Regions from separate parts of the Homo sapiens genome. Here region 1 is linked to region 2. A link is an interaction called in ENCODE POLR2A ChIA-PET data of the cell type or tissue named here. Cell type or tissue: PC-3. All regions are shown on one strand. Links, peaks and the distances in the headings refer to the core of each region. The heading gives the core; the rest is flanking DNA.

Region 1 (10,094 bases), core at 1,037-9,036, 55 kb before region 2:
GATAGACCTCTCTGAATAGGGAAAAATGTGAAGATATTTATGTTCCACATGAGTGCTCACCAAATGGTAACCTCGGCAGAGAGAGAATTTAACAATAGGTGGATGGGATGACCCATTTTATGGATACCAGTCAGCCTCTTTCCCCAGCCAGTTCTGTCATTGCCCACTGGGCTCATGAATCAAGTGGACATGGTGGCAGGGATGGAGGCTGTGTGTGGGCTCAGCCCCAAGGCTGACCTGGCTGCAGCCAGTGCTGAGTGCCCAGTCTGCTGGCAGCGGAGAGACCCTGATAGGACCCCAGGGTTATCAGACAGCTACCTGGTGGCAAATTGATTACACTGAATCATTTCCATCATAGAAGGGCCAGCACTTTGTTCTTACCAGAATAGCTACTTACTCTGGATACAGATTTGCCTTTCCTGTAGACAATGTTTCTGCTAAAACGACCGTCCATGGATTTATAGCACGCCTTATCCACCATCATGACATTTCACACAATACTACTTCTCATCGGAGAACTCAATTCATGTGGCAATGAGCCCCAGCTTACGGAACTCAGAATCTTACCATGTTCCCCATATCCTCAAGCAACTGGCTTGATAGAGTGGTAAGATGGCCTTGAAATTGTTTTTGTTTATTTTTAAATTAGAGACAGGGTCTCACTATGTTGTCCAGGCTGGTCTCAAACTCCTGGGCTCAAACGAGGAATTACAAGTGTGAGCCACTGTACCTGGCCAGAATGGGCTTTTGAAGACTCAATTACAGTGCCAACCAGGTGGCAATACCTCGTGGGGCAAAGTCCTCTAGGAGGCTGGATAGTCTCTAAATTAGTGTCTAATACATGCTACTGTTTCTTCCATAGCCAGAATTCACGAATCCAGGATTCGAGGGGTGGAAATGGGAATGACCCCACTCGCCGTTGCCTGTAATGATCCACTAGCAAAACGTCTGCCTCCTTTTCTTGTGACCTTAGGTTCTGCTGGTCTAGAGTCTTAGGCTTAAAGGGAGGAATGCTTCCACCAGGAAACACAGCAATGATTCCACTGAATTGGAATTAAGACTGACCCTCAACCACTTGAGGCTCCTCATGCCTCTGTATGAACAGGCAAAAAGGGGTTTTACTATCCTAAGCAAACAATACAGACATTTCTAAAAAGCTTGTTTAGAAGGGCACATTTTCTAGCAGTCCTTCTTATAAGAAACAGAAAGAAGAAATAAGTGCATATGTGGGATGAGTCCCTCCCAAAGTTCCAAGATAAGTATTTGAGGAATGTGATGGTCTTTTTTATGTGTTAACTTGGTTAGGCTACATTCCCCAATTATTTACTCAAACACGAATCCAGATGTTGCTGTGAAGGTACCGTATTTTATAGAAGTGACTAAAGCCCGTAATCACTGACTTTGGGTAAGAACGGTTATCCTAAATCATCAGATAATTCAAATAGGTGAAGGGTTTTTTGTTTTTGTTTTTCTTTTCAGATAGAGTTTCACTCTGTCACCCAGGCTGGAGTGCAGTGGCACAATCACAGCTCACTGCAGCCTCCACCTCTCGGGCCCAGGTGATCCCCTGCCTCGGGCTTCCTGGTGGCTGGGACTACTGGTGCGCGCCACCATGCCAGGCTAATTTTTTTTTTTTTTTTTCCAGATGGAGTTTCGCTCTGTTGCCCAGGCTGGAGTGCAGTGGTGTGATCTTGGCTCACTGCAAGCTCAGCCTCCTGGGTTCATGCCATTCTCCTGCCTCAGTCTCCCAAGTAGCTGGGACTACAGGCGTCCGCCACCACGACCGGCTAATTTTTTCATTTTTTTAGTAGAGACGGGGTTTCACCTTGTTAGCCAGGTTGGTCTCGATCTCCTGACCTCATGATCCACCTGCCTTGGCCTCCCAAAGTGCTGGGATTACAGGCGTGAGCCACTGTGCCCGGCCTTTTTTTGCATTTTTTATAGAGATAGTGTTTCACCATGTTGCCCAGGCTGGTCTTGAACTCCTGGGCTCAAGTGATCTGCTCGCCTCCAAAGTGCTGGGATTACAGGCGTGAGCCGCCGGGTGAAAGATCTTAAGAGCAGGGCTGAGGTTTCCCTGAGGAAAAAGAAATTCCACCTGAGAACTTGCATGTCCTTCCTGATGGACTGCCCTGGGGCTTTCAGACTTACCTAGCCATCCCCCACCATTGCATAAACCAATTCCTTGCATGGAACCTCTTCATATATCAGCATACATATCCTACTTGCTCTGTTTCTGTAGTTGAACCCTGGCTGCTGCAAACATAAAAACCTTTCTCTTCAAAGCCTCTCCCATTTCCTACCTTCCCATCCACTGTAGGAACCCAAGAATTAGGCAGGAACATGTGAGCATAATTTCCCCGAGTTAATGGAAAAGCACATTGTGATAAAGACCTAGGGTTGAGAAGGCAGCGGGACCTCTGTTCTACAAAGTGAAAGATTAAAGCTGTGTTGACAAAAGGAATGCGAAGTACTTATGTAGCCCCTTTGAAAGTTAACTAATCCTTGAGGTGCAAGATGGGTCTAATTTTTTTGCTAACATATTTGGGGGAGAGCAAACTGCACTTTGAAATGGGAGTCCCTTTTATCCTGAATGTCCTTTATGTCCACTCTTGGGTCTCAGAGCTACCTCTTCTCTGTACCCAGTGACAGAAAGTGAGGACAGCAGAGAGAGATGCTGGAGGCTGCACAATTTATAGGGACAAGAGAGAACTAGGGCCAGGATATTTCTGATAAGAGTGTTGGTGACTCAGAAAAATGGAGTTGGGAGATGCAGGGACCCCACTAGGGCTACAGAAGAAAGGGGGAATATGAGAAGGGAGAAAGGCCAGCATTAGAAAAGGAAGGGACAGTCACATGGTTGTAGGGCAGCTCAGTGAGGTCCAGACTTTTGCTGAGGGCAAAAGGACAAAGTCTCAGACAAGGGACACAATGCCTCGCTTTCCACACTTCCAACTCTGTAGGGTTCACGGTCATCATTGGAGCTTGGAGTACATATCTGCCCACTCTTGTTCAGGTGCTGAAGTCTAAAATAGGAAAGAACTTTTCACAAGATGGCACTCAAGGCGAAGAAGGAAGCTCCTGCCCCTCCTCAAGCCAAAGCCAAAGTGAAGACTTTAAGGGCCAAGAAGGCAGTGCTGAAAGGTGTCCACAGGACAAAGCCTCCATCGCACCTGCCCATTCCCCAGAGACCAGTCATCCACATCTGGTGGCCCAAGACACTGCGACACCACAGGTAGCCCAAATATCCTTGGAAGAGTGCCCTCAGAAGAAACAAGTTTGACCACTATGCCAGCCTCAAGTTCCCACTGACCATGAGGAGATTGCAGGACTAAGGTCTCTGGAGAATGAGCAGGTGCGTGGGAGGCTTTGTGGTTCTCATCCAAGAACAAAAAGTATAAAAGGGCCATTGGTGGCTGGGTACGGTGGCTCATGCCTGTAATCCCAGCACTTTGGGAGGCCGAGGCGGGGGCATCACCTGAGGTCAGGAGTTCAAGACCAGCCTGGCCAACATGGTGAAACCCCGTCTTTATTAAAAATACAAAATTAGCCGGGCATGGTGGTGCATACCTGTAGTCCCAGCTACTCAGGAGGCTGAGGCAGGAGAATTGCTTGAACCTGGGAGGCAGAGGTTGCAGTGAGCCAAGATCATGCCATAGCACTCCAGCCTGGCAACAGAGTGAGACTCCATCTCCAAAAAAAAAAGGGAGGGGGGCCATTGGCACTGCTGGAGAAGCAGCCATGAAGACAGAAGGCAACACACTTGTGTTCACTGTGGATGTTAAAGCCAACAAGCACCAGATGGAACAGGCTATGAAGGAGTTCCATGACATCTGTGTGGCCAAGGTCAACACTGAGTCAACCTGATGGAGAGAAGAAGGGAGGGAGCTCCATGACATCAATGTGGCCAAGGCCAACACTGAGTCGACCTGATGGAGAGAAGAAGGGAGCAAGCTCCATGACATTGGTGTGGCCAAGGCCAACACTGAGTCGACCTGATGGAGAGAAGAAGGCATGTGTCCACTGGCTCCTGATGACCATGCTTTGGATGTTGCCAACAAAATTGGGATCATCTAATCTGAGTCCAGCTTGCTAATTCTAAAGGTATATATGTATCTTTTCACCAGAAAAAATACAAATAAAACAAAATAGAAAAGGGAAAACCTCCTTCTCCAACATCAGGGAATTAGAAACACCTTCTCTGAGGCTGCAAAGGGTGCAGGGAAGGGGACAAAAGAAAAGCGTCCTCTGCAAAGTGATCGGGAGAGCAGACAGTAAATGGAAGTTAGAAGGTTGCAGATTTCAGCTCTCCCAAGAAACACCTTTTTTTTTGAGATGGAGTCTCGTTCTGTCACCCAGGCTGGGGTGCAGTGGTGCAATCTCAGCTCACTGCAAGCTCCACCTCCCAGGTTCAAGCGATTCTCCTGCCTCAGCCTCCCGAGTAGCTGGGACTACAGGCGCCCACCACCATGCCCGGCTAATTTTTTGTGTTTTTAGTAGAGACGGGGTTTGGTTTCGATCTCCTGATCTCGTGATCCACCCACCTCGGCCTCCCAAAGTGCTGGGATTATAGGCATGAGCCACTGTGCCCGGCCAAGAAACACCTTTTAAATGCTCTTTACCAATAAAGAGAAATGGGCTACCTCGGGAGGGAGGGGGTTTCTTGTCCCCGTAGGTGTTAGTTGACACAAGGTGACCACCTAGCAAGGGTGGCATGGGAAGGATTCAAGCAGTGACCTCTAAGGCCGTAGTCAACAATATACTTTTCTATTTATTGAAAGACTTAGATATGAAGATAACTTTAAGAATATTTGGCACTAGGACTATAAAATATGCTATTATAAGCTCAGAACTAAAACTCATCATAGGGAGACAGAGCTGGACAAGTTTTGTTTTTGTTTTTGTTTTTTTTTTTAAGAAGGAGGTCTCACTATATTGCACAGGCAGGTCTTGAACTCCTGGGCTCAAGCTATCCTCCCACCTCTGCCTCCCTAAGAGCTGTGATTACAGGCATGAGCCACCGCACCCGGCCAGGACAGGATCTTTAAAATAATCTTGTCTAATGTCCCTCTTACCCTCCCCTCCAATTTTATGTGAGAAAATACCCAGAAAGATCTTTAAAATAATCTTGTCTAATGTCCCTCTTACCCTCCCCTCCAATTTTAAGTGAGAAAATACCCAGAAAGAAATGACTAACTCCAGATGACACAGCTAAAAAGTAGATGTGGGCTAGAACCTGGAACTTGCAGCCATGCTCCATCCATTTCTTAACATCTTCTTTTCAGGTCTCTTTATCAAAGCTGCCCAGCAATATCTGGAAACTTACCAGGAAAAAAATAATGGAAACAATTAAACCTTGACAAATGACAGCTTCTTCAGATATGGTTTAAACACAAAGAACTATAAGGAACTCAACTGCTCAAACTCCTTGATAACATCAAGGAGAAGGAGTCATTTCACATAAATCTCAGAGATGATGTCATCGAAACATACAAGTAGCAAGTGGAAGTTACAACTCATCCTGAAGGAAATGATTCTTATAAATAGTTTTGATCTGGAGATACCATTTGGCGTCTTAGAATCGTAGACTCTTGAAATAGGAAGGCCTACCGCAGAGGCTATCGGATCCAGGGCGTGCTGGCCGCACAGTGTCAGCAAGGTCAATGCCACTCTCCACTTGGCTTCTATAGGACTTTGTCCTGGCCACTACTCCAGTATTTTGCACATTAGAGCACACCAAATTGAATGGAAGTTTTTTCTTCCAAAATTAAAAAAAAAAAGTTTTTTTCTGATGATAAGATAAACATGCTTATTGTGAAACTTCAAATAGTACAGAGAAGTATAAAGAAGACTTACCAGAAATCTCACTGCCCAGAGATAACCACTGCGAGCATTTTGATGACTGCCATTCCGTTTTCTCCAGGCACACGTTTGCACTCACGCATCCATATTTTGGCAAAGTTTGGACCAGAGTACAAAGGCAGTTTGTCATATTCTTCTTTACACTAAACTATTTATTTATTTATTTATTTATTTATTTTTGAGACAGAGTTTCGCTCTTATTGTGCAGGCTGGAGTGCAGTGGCATGATCTCGGCTCACTGCAACCTCCACCTCCCGGGTTCAAGCGATTCTCCTGCCTCAGCCTCTGGAGTAGCTGGGATTACAGGCGTGTGCCACCACACCCGGCTAATTTTTGTATTTTTAGTAGAGATGGGGTTTCACCATGTTGGCCAGGCTAGTCTCAAGCTCCTGACCTCAAATGATCCACCTGCCTTGGCCTCCCAAAGTGCTGGGATTACAAGCATAAGCCACTGTGCCTGGCCCTACACTAAATCATTTGTATAGACCCACAATTTCATTTTAATGGCTGCATAGTAGACATTGTATGAAGAGATCTTCATATAGTCAACCACACTCTGATTGATTGATCGATTAGGTGTTCTCAGTTTTTTACTAACTTGGGGGGTTAGTTCTTGCTTTAGGGAAAGAGGTCATCTTGGCCACCCTTGGGAATGTGAATTAACTTTGGAAACTAAAAGCACTTTGCTTCCTCCAAAGTAGTTAAGTGTTTGCGGGTGATTGCGGGGCTAAGGTCTCTGGAGAATGGGCAGGTGGGTGGGAGGCTTTGTGGTTCTCCTCCAGGATAAAAGAATATAAAGGGGCCATTGGTGCTGCTGGAGAAGCTGCCATGCTCCAGGGGAAGACCTCAAGGATATGTCAGTGCCTGGAGCCCGGCCTGACCCTGGCTGACTTCCGGGTCAGCTTGCGACCCTGCCCCGGCTAACCTACCTGTGGAAAGAGCCAGAATTGAAGACTGGACCAGCCCCTGGTCCAAGGTCCAGCTTGCCCAGGCCAGTTGCTGCTCTGCAACCAGAACTCCACCTGTGGCTCCAGGAAGAGACACAGCTGCCTGATACTCACTAGTGAAAGCCAAAGCTTTACCCACTTCGGGGCTTCGGCAGTTCACCAAGGCAACTGCTACTCCGTCACCAATGCTTCCCCTTACACGTACAGTGAGAGACCACACCATCAATTAATCCCCACTGGTGCTATGGAAGGTGGAGACTGAGGGGCTCTGGCACCCAAACTCTGAGGACATCCTGGGATATAAAAGTGCCACCACCAATACCTGCAGCTGAGGGGAGGTGACAATACCACAGTGAATACCTTTTTGACATACGTCTTTACATATGTATCCAATTATCTCCTCCATATAAACTCCTTTAAGTGGCATTACTACATCTGTGGGAAAATGTGGAACAAATCTTGCAGCAATGCTGGCAGGTGCCTGGGAAGGACCAGCTGGCCCACTGCTGAGAACCTTCACGGGGCAGCAACTTGTGACAGACGTAGCCACTGTTCAGAGTCTGGCCTTGTAGGTTCAGCACCCCATAGTCAATGGGACTCCCAAAGCAGACTCACTCAGAGGAGACTGGAGGGGACAGAGCAGAATGTCCAGCGATGAGTTTATAATGAAATGTATAAATGCTGGGAGAAGCAGGCGTTTGAGTCAGCCTGACCAGCCTGCTCTCTCTTGCTGTGGAAATCAGCATGGGAAGCCAAAATCACAATCAGAAGGTTAATGGTAAGCCTAGAATCCAGGAAGGGGAGTTAGTTTGGTGATCTGAATGATGGCTGGATGCATCGTCCATCCCACCACTAGGGTAATATACACCCTTCAGGTGACAGTGGGGGCAAAGGAAAGTCAGGTGAGTCGTAAGTCAGAAACTGCTCTGTGGCTAAAGTGAACCCCTAGCCATTCTCCTGCAGAGTCCTTCTTCTATCTGGCAATACTCTGTGCACCTGGGGACTCATAGCTTTTCCTGCAGATAGAGAGGGTAAAAAATCACACCATAGACCGGGCGCGGTGGCTCACGCCTGTAATCCCAGCACTTTGGGAGGCCGAGGTGGGTGGATCACGAGGTCAAGAGATCGAGACCATCCTGGCCAACATGGTGAAACCCCATCTCTACTAAAAATACAAAAAAAAAAAAAAAAAAAAGGCCAGGTGTGGTGGCAGGCACCTGTAGTCCCAGCTACTTGGGAGGCTGAGGTAGGAGAATCACTTTAACCCTGGAGGCGGAGGTTGCAGTGAGCCAAGATTGCGCCACTGCACTCCAGCCTGGGCAACAGAGCAAGACTCCATCTCAAAAAGAAAAAAAAATCACACCTTAGGGCCCTATTTTTAAAAAGAGCCCATCCATATCTTTTTTTTTTTTTTTTTTTGAGACAGAGTCTCACTCTGTTGCCCAGGCTGGAATGCAGTGGCACAATCTCGGCTCACACTGCAACCTCCACCTCCCAGGTTCAAACGATTCTCCTGCCTCAGCCTCCTGAGTAGCTGGGATTACAGGCACCCGCCACCATGCCTGGCAAAATTTTTGTATTTTTAGTAGATATAGGGTTTCACCATGTTAGCCAGGATGGTCTCAATCTCCTGACCTGGTGATCCACCTACCTCGGCCTCCCAAAGTGCTGGGATTACAGGCGTGAGCCACTGCGCCTGGCCCATATCTACTTTTCTTATTCACTTGTTCATTTATTCACTCGACAAATGATGGTTGAGTTCTGTATAGGTCCTGGGGAGACAGCAGGGAGTAAAGTAGATGCAATTCCTGCTGTCATGGAGTTCATATTCTGGTGGGAGAGAAAGACGATTAATGAATATGCAATGATTGTATATTTATTTGAGCACACCATTAATTAAACAGGACAATTTCTAACTATAAAAATCTATATGTGGCCGGGCATGGTGGCTCACCCCTGTAATTCCAGCACTTTGAGAGGCTGAGGCGGGTGGATCATGAGGTCAGGAGTTTGAGACCAGCCTGGCCAACATGGTGAAACCCCGTCACTATTAAAAATACAAAAATTAGCTGGGCATGGTGGTGGTGTGCTCCTGTAATCCCAGCTACTTGGGAGGCTGAGGCAGGAGAATCACTTAAACCCGGGGGGGCAGAGGTTGCAGTGAGTCAAGATCACGCCACTGCACTCTGGCCTGGGCAAGAATGAGACTCTGTCAAAAAAAAAAGAAAAAAAAAAAAGTCAGGAGCAAGTCAAGAGAAACATGGATAAAATCCTGGGCTAATGTCACCGAAAACCTCCTGGAGTACCATAGGTCTCAGCTGCGTGATTTCCCTCCTGCATCTCACCATGTACTGAGATTTGCTGGAAGCGCCCGGGATGTTTAGGTGTGGTGCCCCCTGAAATGTTTCTTCCTTCAGGAGGGTGGGAAAGAACATAAATTTCATTGTCTTCTCAGTCGAAAAAGAAAAAAAAAAAATCCCCTATGGCCTGATGCAATTAAAAAAAAAAATCCATGTGATGTACCACCCCAGCATCTCAGAGATTAGACGCAGAAACCCAGGTCATGTCCCAGAAGGGAAGAGTGAGGGAGGAAGAACTCTTTTCAGGGATTGATAGGGTGAATGACTGGAAGTTTCTACAATGGGAAAAAAAAAAAAAAAAAAGGCTGGGTTATCATTCCTGTCATTGCTATTATTGTTGTTATTATCAAAAACATGTAAATAGTCCTCTTAAATTATTGTCCCTCTTAAACAATAAAGGTGATAACAGAGACTTCTTTGGGCATTTGCAAACCCAAAGAGAATATTGTTATATATTGTTATTCACCAGCAGCTTTGCTTTAAGGGACCCAGCAATGACTGTGAGATCCAGACAATTCCAGGGGAAGGTCTAGGTGTGTTGTTTGGGTGACTGAAGAGGGTCAGAGGGCCCTTTAAAGAAACGGGTGGGGGGAGGGGTGAGAGATAGCATTAGGAGATATACCTAATGTAAATGACGAGTTAATGGGGGCAGCACACCAACACAGCACATGTATACACATGTAACACACCTGCACATGATGCACATGGACCCTAGAACTTAAAGTATAATAATAAAAAAAAAATATATATATATATATAAACAGTCAAAACAAACAATAATAAAGTTCATACTTACATAGGCAAGAAAAAAAAAAGAAACGGTTCTGGCAGAATGGAAAAGGCACTTTCAAGGGGAGAAGGGGCCATTTGAGTAGTTCGGGTGGTACACAATGAGGAAAGATGTTGAGGGAAGAGAGGAGAGGGC
Region 2 (10,094 bases), core at 1,171-9,170:
GCACCATGCAAAGATGATACTGTGCTTGGTGGATTCATGGACTCCAAAAATACCATGCTCTGTATTTTACAGGTAGGAAAACTAAGGCCCTGGAAAGGAAGAGACTTACTAATCATCTTTCCCTATTTTATTTGTTTTTGTTTCTTTCTTTTTTCTTTCTAAAAAAATATTTTTTGAGGCCGGGTGTGGTGGCTCACGCCTGTAATCCCAGCACTTTGGGAGGCTGAGGCGGGCAGATCACTTGAGGTCATAAGTTCGAGACCAGCCTGGCCAACATGGTGAAACCCTGTCTCTACTAAAAGCACAAAAACTAGCCAGGCATGGTGGTGAACACCTGTAATCCCAGCTACTTGGGAGGCTGAGGCAGGAGAATTGCTTGAACTCGGGAGGTGGAGGTTGCAGTGAACCAAGATTGCACCACTGTACTTTAGCCTGGGCAACAAAGTGACATTCTATCTCAAAAAAAAAAAAAAAATTTAACCCAGTTCATAACTTTCCCTATTTTAAATGATAGCACCAGGCGCTGATGATTCAAGGAGATGAGAAATGCAAGTAATAGTCTAGCTCTTGAGAGAGGACACTGAGAAATGAAGCCCAGAGTGTCTAATCCCTCATTTGGACTTTACTTGAAGAGCATGTCCTGATGCCTCTGAGGGTGACCTGGTGACACAGGAGCTCAAATCTTCAAAGCAAGTTTGAAGACAGTAGCAAAACCTAAAAGGGAAGAGGGTACAGGAGTGACTGGATACAAAAGAGAATCCATGGCTGCTTGGATCAGATAGTGGGCTGCTGAAGGCAGTGACTGAGATCCTGAAACAAGGTATAGCTCCCAGAGCAGCTGGTATCTGAAGAAACCTAAGTAGCAGGTGCTGGAGAACCACAGTGCAAGGGCGCTGGAGGGATGGCATTATTCATACTCTCAGTCATTTATTCACATTTATTTATTTTTATTGATACACAATGATGTACATATTTGGGGGTTACATGTGATAGTTTATTATTATTATTGAAATGGCATCTCACTCTGTTGCCCAGGCTACAAAGCAGTGGTGCGGTCTCGGCTCACTGCAAGCACTCTGCCTCCCAGGTTCAAGCAATTCTCCCGCCTCGGCCTCCTGAGTTGCTGGGATTACAGGTGCCTGCCACCACACTTGGCTAATTTTTTGTATTTTTAGTACATGTTTGCCGTGTTTGCCAGGCTGGTCTGGAACTCCTGACCGCAGATGATCCACCCACCTCAGCCTCCAAAAGTGCTGGGATTACAAGTGTGAGCCACTGCACCCAGCCATGATAATTTAATACATTCATATAATTTGTAAAGATCAAATCTGTGTAACTGGGCTATCCATTATCTTAAATATTTGTCTTTTCTTTGTGCTAGAAATATTCAAATTATTCTCTTCTAGCTTTTTTTTTTTTTTTTTTGGTGACAAGAGCTCACTATGTTGCCCAGGTTGGAGGGCACTGGCTATTCATAGGTGCTATCCAAGTGCATTAGAGCCTCCAACTCCTAGGCTCAGGCAATCCTCCTGCCTCAGCCTCCCGCGTAGCTAGGACTCCAGATGCATGCCACCACGCCTAGTGTCACTCCCGTTTATGAAGCACTTATTCTGTTTCATGTCACGGGATCCTGGCACAGAGAGCAGGCAGGAGTCCACACAGGCAAGCTGTCGGCATGGGGGATAATCAGGACTAGTGTTAAGCAGGGTAAGGATAGGCTTGGGAGACACATTTACACTTTGTGAGTGGAGCAAGAGTCATTCATTCAATGATAAACATCTTTAAAGTATATTCTATATGCCAGTAAAGTTCTAGACATGGAGAACAGTGGATAAAATGCCCTTGTAGACATTACATTCTAGTGGGGAGGGGGAGATAGACAATCAATAAACTACCATCTATAATATGGCAGATGGTGATTCATGCTATGGAAAAAAAAACAACAGATCAGGACAGGGGGATAAAGCGTGCCAAGGGGAAGGGATTTCAACTGTAGGCCTCAGTGAGGAGGGGATGTTTAAACAAAGACCTGAAAAAGGTAAGGAAGCAAAAGCCATAGGGCTACTGGTAGAGGCAGAGGGCACAGCAAGTGCAAAGGCCCTGAGGTGGGAGTGTGCCTGGTGCACGCACACTTGCAATGAAAAGTCACTAGTGAGGCTGGGTGCGTGGCTTGCGCTTGTAATCCCAGCACTTTGGGAGGCTGAGGCAGGCAGATTGCTTGAGCCCAGGAGTTTGAGACCAGCCTGGGCAATATGGTGAAACCCCATCTCTACAAAAAAAAAAAAAAAAAAAAAAAAAAAGTATATATATATATATATAAAATTAGCCAGGTGTGGTGTCATGCACTTGTAGTCCCAGCTACTCGGGAGGCTCAGGTGGGAGGATCGCTGGAGCCCAGGAAGTCAAGGCTGCAGTGACCCACGATTGCACTACTGCACTCCAGCCTGGGCAACAGAGCATGACTCTGTCTCAAGGCAAAAAAAAAAAGGCCGGGTGAAGTGGCAGCTCATACCTGTAATCTTAGCACTTTGGGTGGCTGAGGTGGGCAGATCTTTGAGTCTAAGAGTTCGACACCAGCCTGAGCAACACGGCAAAACCCTGTCTCTACAAAAAATACAAAAATTAGCTGTGCATGGTGGCACACGTCTGTAGGCCCAGCTACCAGAAAGGTTGAGGTGGGAGGATTGCTTCAGCCTCGGAGGTGGAGGCTGCAGGGAGCCAAGATCATGCCACTGCAGTCCAGCCTGGGTGACAGAGCAAGACCCTGTCTCAGGAAAAAAAACAAAAAAAAAAAGAAGAGAGGAAGTCATTACTAGTGAAACACACGGAGTGTTTAGTTGCCACAGGCTGACATTTTCTTCCTGGCAGTTTACAGTGAAATTTAGTAATGAATACCCACACCCACACTCGTAGATCAGAATAGACCACCGCCATACATACTAGGTCAGGGTCTCCTTCCCAAGCTTAAAACTTCAGGGTGACTGTTTGTGGGACCCCCACAGGGTCCCCCACCGCGGGCTTAACGCTGTGGGTTCACCGTAGCTTCACTCCCACACTCAGAACAAGGTGACACCCACTGGGCCTGCAGCAAAGGTGGGAATCTTAGGAAAACACAGCTGCAGAGGCTTCAGCTGGTGTGTCAATGTTCCTCTGCATCACGTGCTTGTTGTTTTCTGACTTGCTTGGCTCGGAAAGCTTACCTTTGGGGGTTATAAACTTAATCCCAACAGACCTGAATTGATACCTCTTAATTATGTCAGTGATGTAGTAAATCAACACCCTATTAGAAAGTCATTCAACTTCAACTATTAAATATTCAGAAACTTTTTACAAGAGAATTGCAACATGTAAGCCCTCTGGCAGGAAGAGATGTTACTAATCTGTTTTGTGTAGAGAGAAGTGCTGGCTGACACTTTGCAAAACGGAGCTGAGCTGTCAGTTATATGCTCCTTCATATATTTTATCAAACCAAGAGTTTAAGTCCTGCCCTATAAATAACTGTAAAGCATCTAGTGTAACCACTACCCCAACCTTTCCTGCCTAATTCTTTTGCCTCTTCGTGGCTCCTTTTATCGGGACTTAAATTGGAATTATGTCCTAATTTTCAGAGAGAGAATATTCATTCATTCATTCAGCAAGTTTTCAGTATTGTGGCTGGGCGTGGTGTAATCCCAGCACTTTGGGAGGCCAAAGCAGGCTGATCACTTAAGGCCAGGAGTTCAAGGCCAGCCCTGCCAACATGGTGAAACCCCATCTCTAGTAAAAATACAAAAAAATTAGCTGGGTGCGGTGGCGCACGCCTGTGGTCTCAGCTACTCAGGAGGCTGAGGCAGGAGAATCGCTTGAACCTGGGAGGCAGAGGTTGCTTTGAGCCCAGATCGTGCCACTGCACCCCAGCCTAGGTGACAGAGTGAGACTCTGCCTCAAAAAAAAAAAAAAAAAAGAAAAGAGTTTTCGGTATTGAGTACCTTCTCTGTGCCAGGCATTGCTCTAGGCTCTTGGGATATATCAGCAAATAAAACAAAGATCTCTGCCCTGGTGGAGCTTATACTCAAATGGAAAAAACTGACAAATTGTATAGGGTATTAGAAGGTGACACGTGCTATGGGAAAAATAAGCAGCGGAACTGAGTATTGCTGGTGGGGTGGGGGGCGGGGGTGGAGGGAGTTACAGTGTTGAACAGGGCGGTCAGGGTAAATCACATGGAGTAGGTGAGACGTGGGCAGCTTGACGAAGATGGGGCAGTAACCAACCGAGTACTGGGAGGAAGAGCAGCGAGGAGAGGGAGCAGCCAGGACGCAGGCCCTAAGGGGGCACATGCTTGCTGTGTGGGAGCCCTAAGCAGACCACGTGGTGGGCGAGGAGTGAACCTGGGCAGGACAGGAGGAGGGGATGTCAGGAGAAGGAGGTAGGGAGGGAAGCAGATCGTAGTGCTTTGTAGCCTGCAGAAGGATGTTCACTGGTTTTTTTGGGTTCATGTAGGAACTCAAGCGACTGGACCAACAGAACCGGTTCTTTGCAGAAGCAGAGGGGAGACCTGGACTTTGCTTTTCCTGCGGCCATTAAGTTAACTGCCTGACCTTTGACAAAGTCTTGAGAGCTTCGCTTCGGTGCTGAAAACTAGGTTATTCCTAAGGCTCCTTTCAATTTTGAGATCCTATGACTTTAGGGAGTCGCCTCCAACACGTGATTTGAACAGTAGAGAAATATCTTGCAGTCCACATCTCATATGCATCTGCAGCCACCAGACCTAAAATCTCCAGGCAAGCCTCAAGGCTTCGATGCTTCTGGAATCACGAGTCCCCTTTGAAAAGGATTTGCGAAGAACTACAGGACTTCTCTCGAGAGAAATGGAGAGCTACAGGTGCACACAGCAGTTGCTGACATTGTAGGGAGTCCACAGCATCCTTAAAGCACAACCATGGGGCCCCATCTCCCTGCAAGGTGAACCATGAACTACTCATTCAGAATCCCTGCATTAAGGAGGCTTGATCATTTCCCCCAACTTTCCTTTTTTTTTTTTTTTTTTTTTGAGACGGAGTCTTGCTGTCTCAAAAGGAGACAGAGCTGGAGTACAATGCCACAATCTCGGCTCACTGCAACTTCCATTTCCCAGGTTCAAGCAATTCTCTTGCCTCAGCCTCCTGAGTAGGTGGGAGTACAGGTACCTGCCACCACGCCCGGCTAATTTTTGTATTTTTAGTAGAGACAGGGGTTTCACTATGTTGGTCAGGCTGGTCTCAAACTCCTGACCTCAGGTGATCCGCTTGCCTTGGCCTCCCAAAGTGCCGGGATTACAGGTGTGAACCAGCATGCCTGGCTCCCCACAACTTTCTATTATGGAAATGTTTCATACATTCAGAGAAACGGAAGACCAGTACAGCACACTCCTGTACATCTTTCATTTAAATTTTTAAAAATGTTAATATTTTCTCTATATATAATACTTTACCAATATCATCGTTTTGTTGTTGTTGACCCTTTGAAAGTTACAGCAATCATGACACTTTATCCCAAAATATTTTCAGCATGTATCTTTTAAGAATAAGAACAGTTTCCTGTTATACCAGAAAATTAACACTAGTTGACCTAAATATCAAATAGAGAGGCACTCTAAAAAAATAATATTCATCTGGGTATGTATCATTGCAATGGGAATATGCATGCCATAGTGAACTATGTAAAGGTTAAAGAAGACGAAGGTTTTTAAAGGAAAACTGAGGATTATATAATTGTTTTGAGATAATTATCCTTGCCAACAAAGATCAGTAACAAGGGTGACGCCAGTTTGAGGTTGAACAGCCAGTTGTTTTGGCAGATGTCCTCGCAGAAGTATTTTTTTGTGTAAGGCTCCGATGACCTGTGTGCAAGGTTGCAATTTTTGCAGACTTTTGTGATAGTTTTTGTTTTCAGGCACTTATGCACGAGAACTCTCCCTTCATAGCCTTCTCTGGCTCCATTTGTCAGTTTTTTGTTTTGTTTTTAAACACAAGTGACTCCATTTTGATTCTTACAACTCTAACAAACTGACCTCTACACTCATATCCAGCCACATTCAAATTCCCTTCATTCTAAGAATTCCTTCAACATAATTCCTTTTACACATTACCAGGATCCAATCAAGGTTCACATATTACATTTGATTCTGAGGTTTTGCTAGTCTATTTTTTTCTGAAACCATCTCTCCATGGTTTTGTTTTTGATTGTTTATTTTCTTGATAATGATTCTTCAGAAAAGTTCAGACCATTTGTCTTTTTTTTCAATCCTGCTCCTTCAGTAAAGACCATGTCTTATAGAATGTCCTGCTTCTGGATGTGACTGCTAGTGTCCTCTAACTTCTTCCTCTATCGCCTGTATTCCTTGCAAAGGAGAAACTAGATCTAAAAGTAATTTGCGAGCTTTAATTAAAGTACAACATAATCTGGGAAGTAGTAATCCATTTTCTAGATGTTGACTGGATTAAATGCCAATTTAGGCTGTTGGCTCTTTAGAAGACTGTCTTTGGCTTTCTAGGACTCCATCCCCAGGGAGGATCACCTAGGGAGGGATTTGTGGTTATATAGAGACAGGGAGAGAAACAGACCCATTTTCCCTCGCTGTGAAAGGATCAACACTGAATTTGGAATTTAGTCTGGAAGTTGACTATTTTTATTCTCTGGACTTCAATTTCCTCATCTAAAAAATGAAATAACAACAGTTTTATTTTTGATGGATTATTGGGCTCAAATGAGATAACAGATTAGAATTTTTTTTTTAAGCTCTCCATTTCTCTCGAGAGTTCTGTAGTTCTTGGCAAATCTTTTTGTTTGTTTGTTTTTGTTTGTTTTTTTGAGACAGGGTCTGTCACTCTGTCGCCCAGGCTGGAGTGCAGCGTCACAGTCACATCTCACTGCAGCTTCAACCTCCTGGGCTCAGGTGATCCTCCTGCCCCAGCCCCCCGAGTAGCTGGGACTACAGGTGTGCGCCACCATGCCTGGCTAATTTTTGTGTTTTTTTGTAGAGACAAGGGTTTGCCATGTTACACATGCAGCTCTTGAACTCCTGGGCTCAAGCAATCTGCCTGCCTCAGCTTCATCAACGTGCTGGGATTACACGCATGAGCCACCAGGCCCAGCCCTAGAAAATTCTTTCTATGTAAACTCAGATAGAAGCGGCTCTGCTTTAGGAATTGATAGTAAGTGCAGACACACCTTCAATTCATCTCATGTAAGTGAACAGAGTGTGAGTATCTATCTGTGTATCTATCTACCTAGCTACCTATTATCTAACATGATGAACTTCTTTTTTTTTTTTGAGATGGAATTTTGCTCTGTTGCTCAGGCTGGAGTGCAGTGGCATGATCTCAGCTCACTGCAATCTTTTCCTGCCTTTGCCTCCCTAGTAGCTGGGATTACAGGCGCCCACCACCATGTCTGGCTAATTTTTCTATTTTTAGTATAGACAGGGTTTCACTGTGTTGTTCAGGTTGGTCTCGAACTCCCGACCTCAGATGATCCACCTGCCTTGGCCTCCCAAAGTGTTGGGATTACAGGTGTGAGCCACCGAGCCTGGCCTCATGATGAACTTCCCAAGAGTTACTGAAATAGTGGTGGGGGTCAGTTTTTCAAGGGTGATTTAATGCAGTAGTTCTTAGCTGGGGGTAATTTTGCCCTGCAGGGACATCGGGCACTGTCTGATTACATTTTTGGTTGTTATAACTAAGGAGCTGCTACTGCTATCTAGTGGGTAGAAGCCAAGGATGCTGCTCAACACCCTGCAGTGCACAGGACAGCCCCAGCCCCCACAGCAAAGAATCATCTAGCTCAAAATGTCAATGGTGCCTAGTTAGAGAAACTTTGATTTAATGTGAGGCTCAATTAAATACTGAACCTTAGACAAGACTCCTTGACAAATCCTTTGAATATCAGGGTTTGAGGTGACTTACACCAAAATTCTATGCAATAAAATTGCAAATTATATCCATCCTGGGACACATAGTGAGATCTTGTCTCAACAAAACGTCAAAAAATTAGCCAGGCATGGTGGCGTGTGCCCATCGTCCCAGCTACTTGAGAGGCTGAGGTGCGAGGATGGCTTGAGCCCCAGAGGTCAAGGCCACTACACTCCAGCCTGGGCAACAAAGTGAGACCCTGTCTCAAAAAAATTTGCAAATTAGGAATTGAAAAACAGAAAAACAGAAAGAAAAAAATGAATAAACAAATATGTTAATTACTTCAATCAACATAATTGCTATGGTTCAAATGAGTTTCCTCTAAGGCTAAAAAGAAATCATAATCGATTGTAGTTTTGATTATCAGAAAAGATAATTCCTAAGGAGAATCGCTTTTCCCGAAATAAATTGTAGCTAAATTTTCATAATAAAGTTTTTTTAATAATATGGGGAACTATGAGTGATATGTTGACGGGAAGGACAATGTTTTTAATATTTGTGCAAAAATGTAGAAGTAAGTTCCATATGGATATTTACTAAAGTAACTTTGATTAAAGCTATGAGGGAAATATTCAGATGAAATTTTGTTAAGGTGATTCAGTGAGGGACTATATTAACAGGATTCCATATGGAGCCTTCTCACGGTCTAATTTGATAATTCTGAATTATGGTACCCTGGGGAATATAAGGTTTCAGTAAAGGCACAACTGAATCATGGCCTAGAGCCTTTATTATGTTATTTTGAGCCCTTTGTAAATATACTGTTTTTAAAATAATGATATTTTTGAGATATTAGTCATGCATCCTAAAAAATAAGCCTTTTAAAGTCAGTTTATGGTATAGTCACTGAGTTGTGCAACCATCACCACTATCTAATTTCAGAATATTTTCATTGCTCCCAAAAGAAACTCTGTATCCATTAGTAGTCACTGCCTATTTACCCCTTTCCCATGTTTCTGGGATCATGTCCATTTTAAGTTTTGTGTATGGTATGAGGAATGAGTCCAATTCACTCTTTTGCATATGGATATTCAGTTGTTTCGACATCATTTGTTAAAAAGCTTATTCTTTTTCCCATTGAATTGTCTTGGCACCCTTGTTGAAAATCAGTTGACTAGAAATGTAAGGGTTTATTTCTGGATCTTCAATTCTATTCCATTGATCTACATGTCTAGCTTTGTGCCAGTACCACACTGTCTTGATTACTGCAGCTCTGTAGTTAAGTTTTAAATTTGGAAGTGAGTCCTTCAAATTTTTTCTTCGTTTAAACAATTGTTTTAGGCTGGGCGCGGTGGCTCATGCCTATAATGCCAGCACTTTGGGAGGCCAGGGGAGGGGGTGGATCACCTAAGGTCAGGAGTTTGAGACCAGCCAGGTCAACATGGTGAAACCCCATTTCCACTAATACAAAAGTTAGCTGGGTGTGGTGGCATGTGCCTGTAGTCTCAGCAGCTAGGGAGGCTGAGACAGGAAAATCACTTGAACCTGGGAGGCAGAGGTTGCAGTGAGCCGAGATTGCGCCACTGCACTCTGCCTGGGTGGACAGAGTGAGGCTCTGTCTCAAAAACAAAACAAAACAAAACAAAAACAATTGTTTTGGCTATTTCTGTCCCTTGTATCTGCAGATAAATTTTAGTTTTCTTTTTTTGCGATATCTTTTTAAGGGGTTTGGTATCAGGTTAGTACTGGCCTTATAGAATAAGTTGGGAAGTACTTCGTCCTTTTTTTTTGTAACGGTTTGTGAAGAATTGGTACCAATTTTCCTTAAAATTGTGTACATTTATCAGTGGTCATCTGGTCCTGGGCTTTTCTTTGCAGGAAGTTTTTTGATTACTAATTTCATCACCTTACTTGTTTAGATCAATTTAGATTTTCTATTTCTTCTTGAGTCAGTTTTGATAGTTTGTACCTTTCTAGAAATGTATCCATTTTAGTTATCTAATTTGTTTGCATACCACTACTTATAATATTTATCATTCATTTCTATAAAGTCAATAATAATTCCTCTCTTTATTTTTTTTTTTTTTTAATTAGAGAGAGAATCTCACTATGTTGCTTGGCCTGGTTTTGAACTCTTGGGTTCAAGTAATCCTCCTGCCTTGGCCTTCCAAGTGGCTGGGACTGCAGGCCCATATGACCATGCCCACCCTCCCAAGTGGCTGG

What was found. Peaks named below come from ENCODE experiments on the same cell type or tissue, not always from the same donor. Only the 100,000 strongest peaks of a DNase experiment are listed, where the experiment ranks them.
Region 1: POLR2A ChIA-PET joins it to region 2 with 14 read pairs; 11 of 35 experiments call an interaction of 5 or more read pairs at or near these places.

Annotation. Positions count from the first base shown.
Region 1 is chr3:194,556,961-194,567,054 of GRCh38, reverse strand. It overlaps the pseudogene RPL23AP93. Among named protein-coding and RNA genes, the nearest start is that of TMEM44-AS1, 22 kb to the left of the region's middle. RefSeq lists an enhancer at 10,094. In PC-3, for the core only: no CTCF peak of the experiment used is centred there; DNase peaks (open chromatin) are centred at 1,324 and 5,464; H3K27ac peaks cover 1,128 bases.
Region 2 is chr3:194,501,979-194,512,072 of GRCh38, reverse strand. No RefSeq gene overlaps it. Among named protein-coding and RNA genes, the nearest start is that of ATP13A3-DT, 20 kb to the right of the region's middle. In PC-3, for the core only: no CTCF peak of the experiment used is centred there; no DNase peak of the experiment used is centred there; H3K27ac peaks cover 646 bases.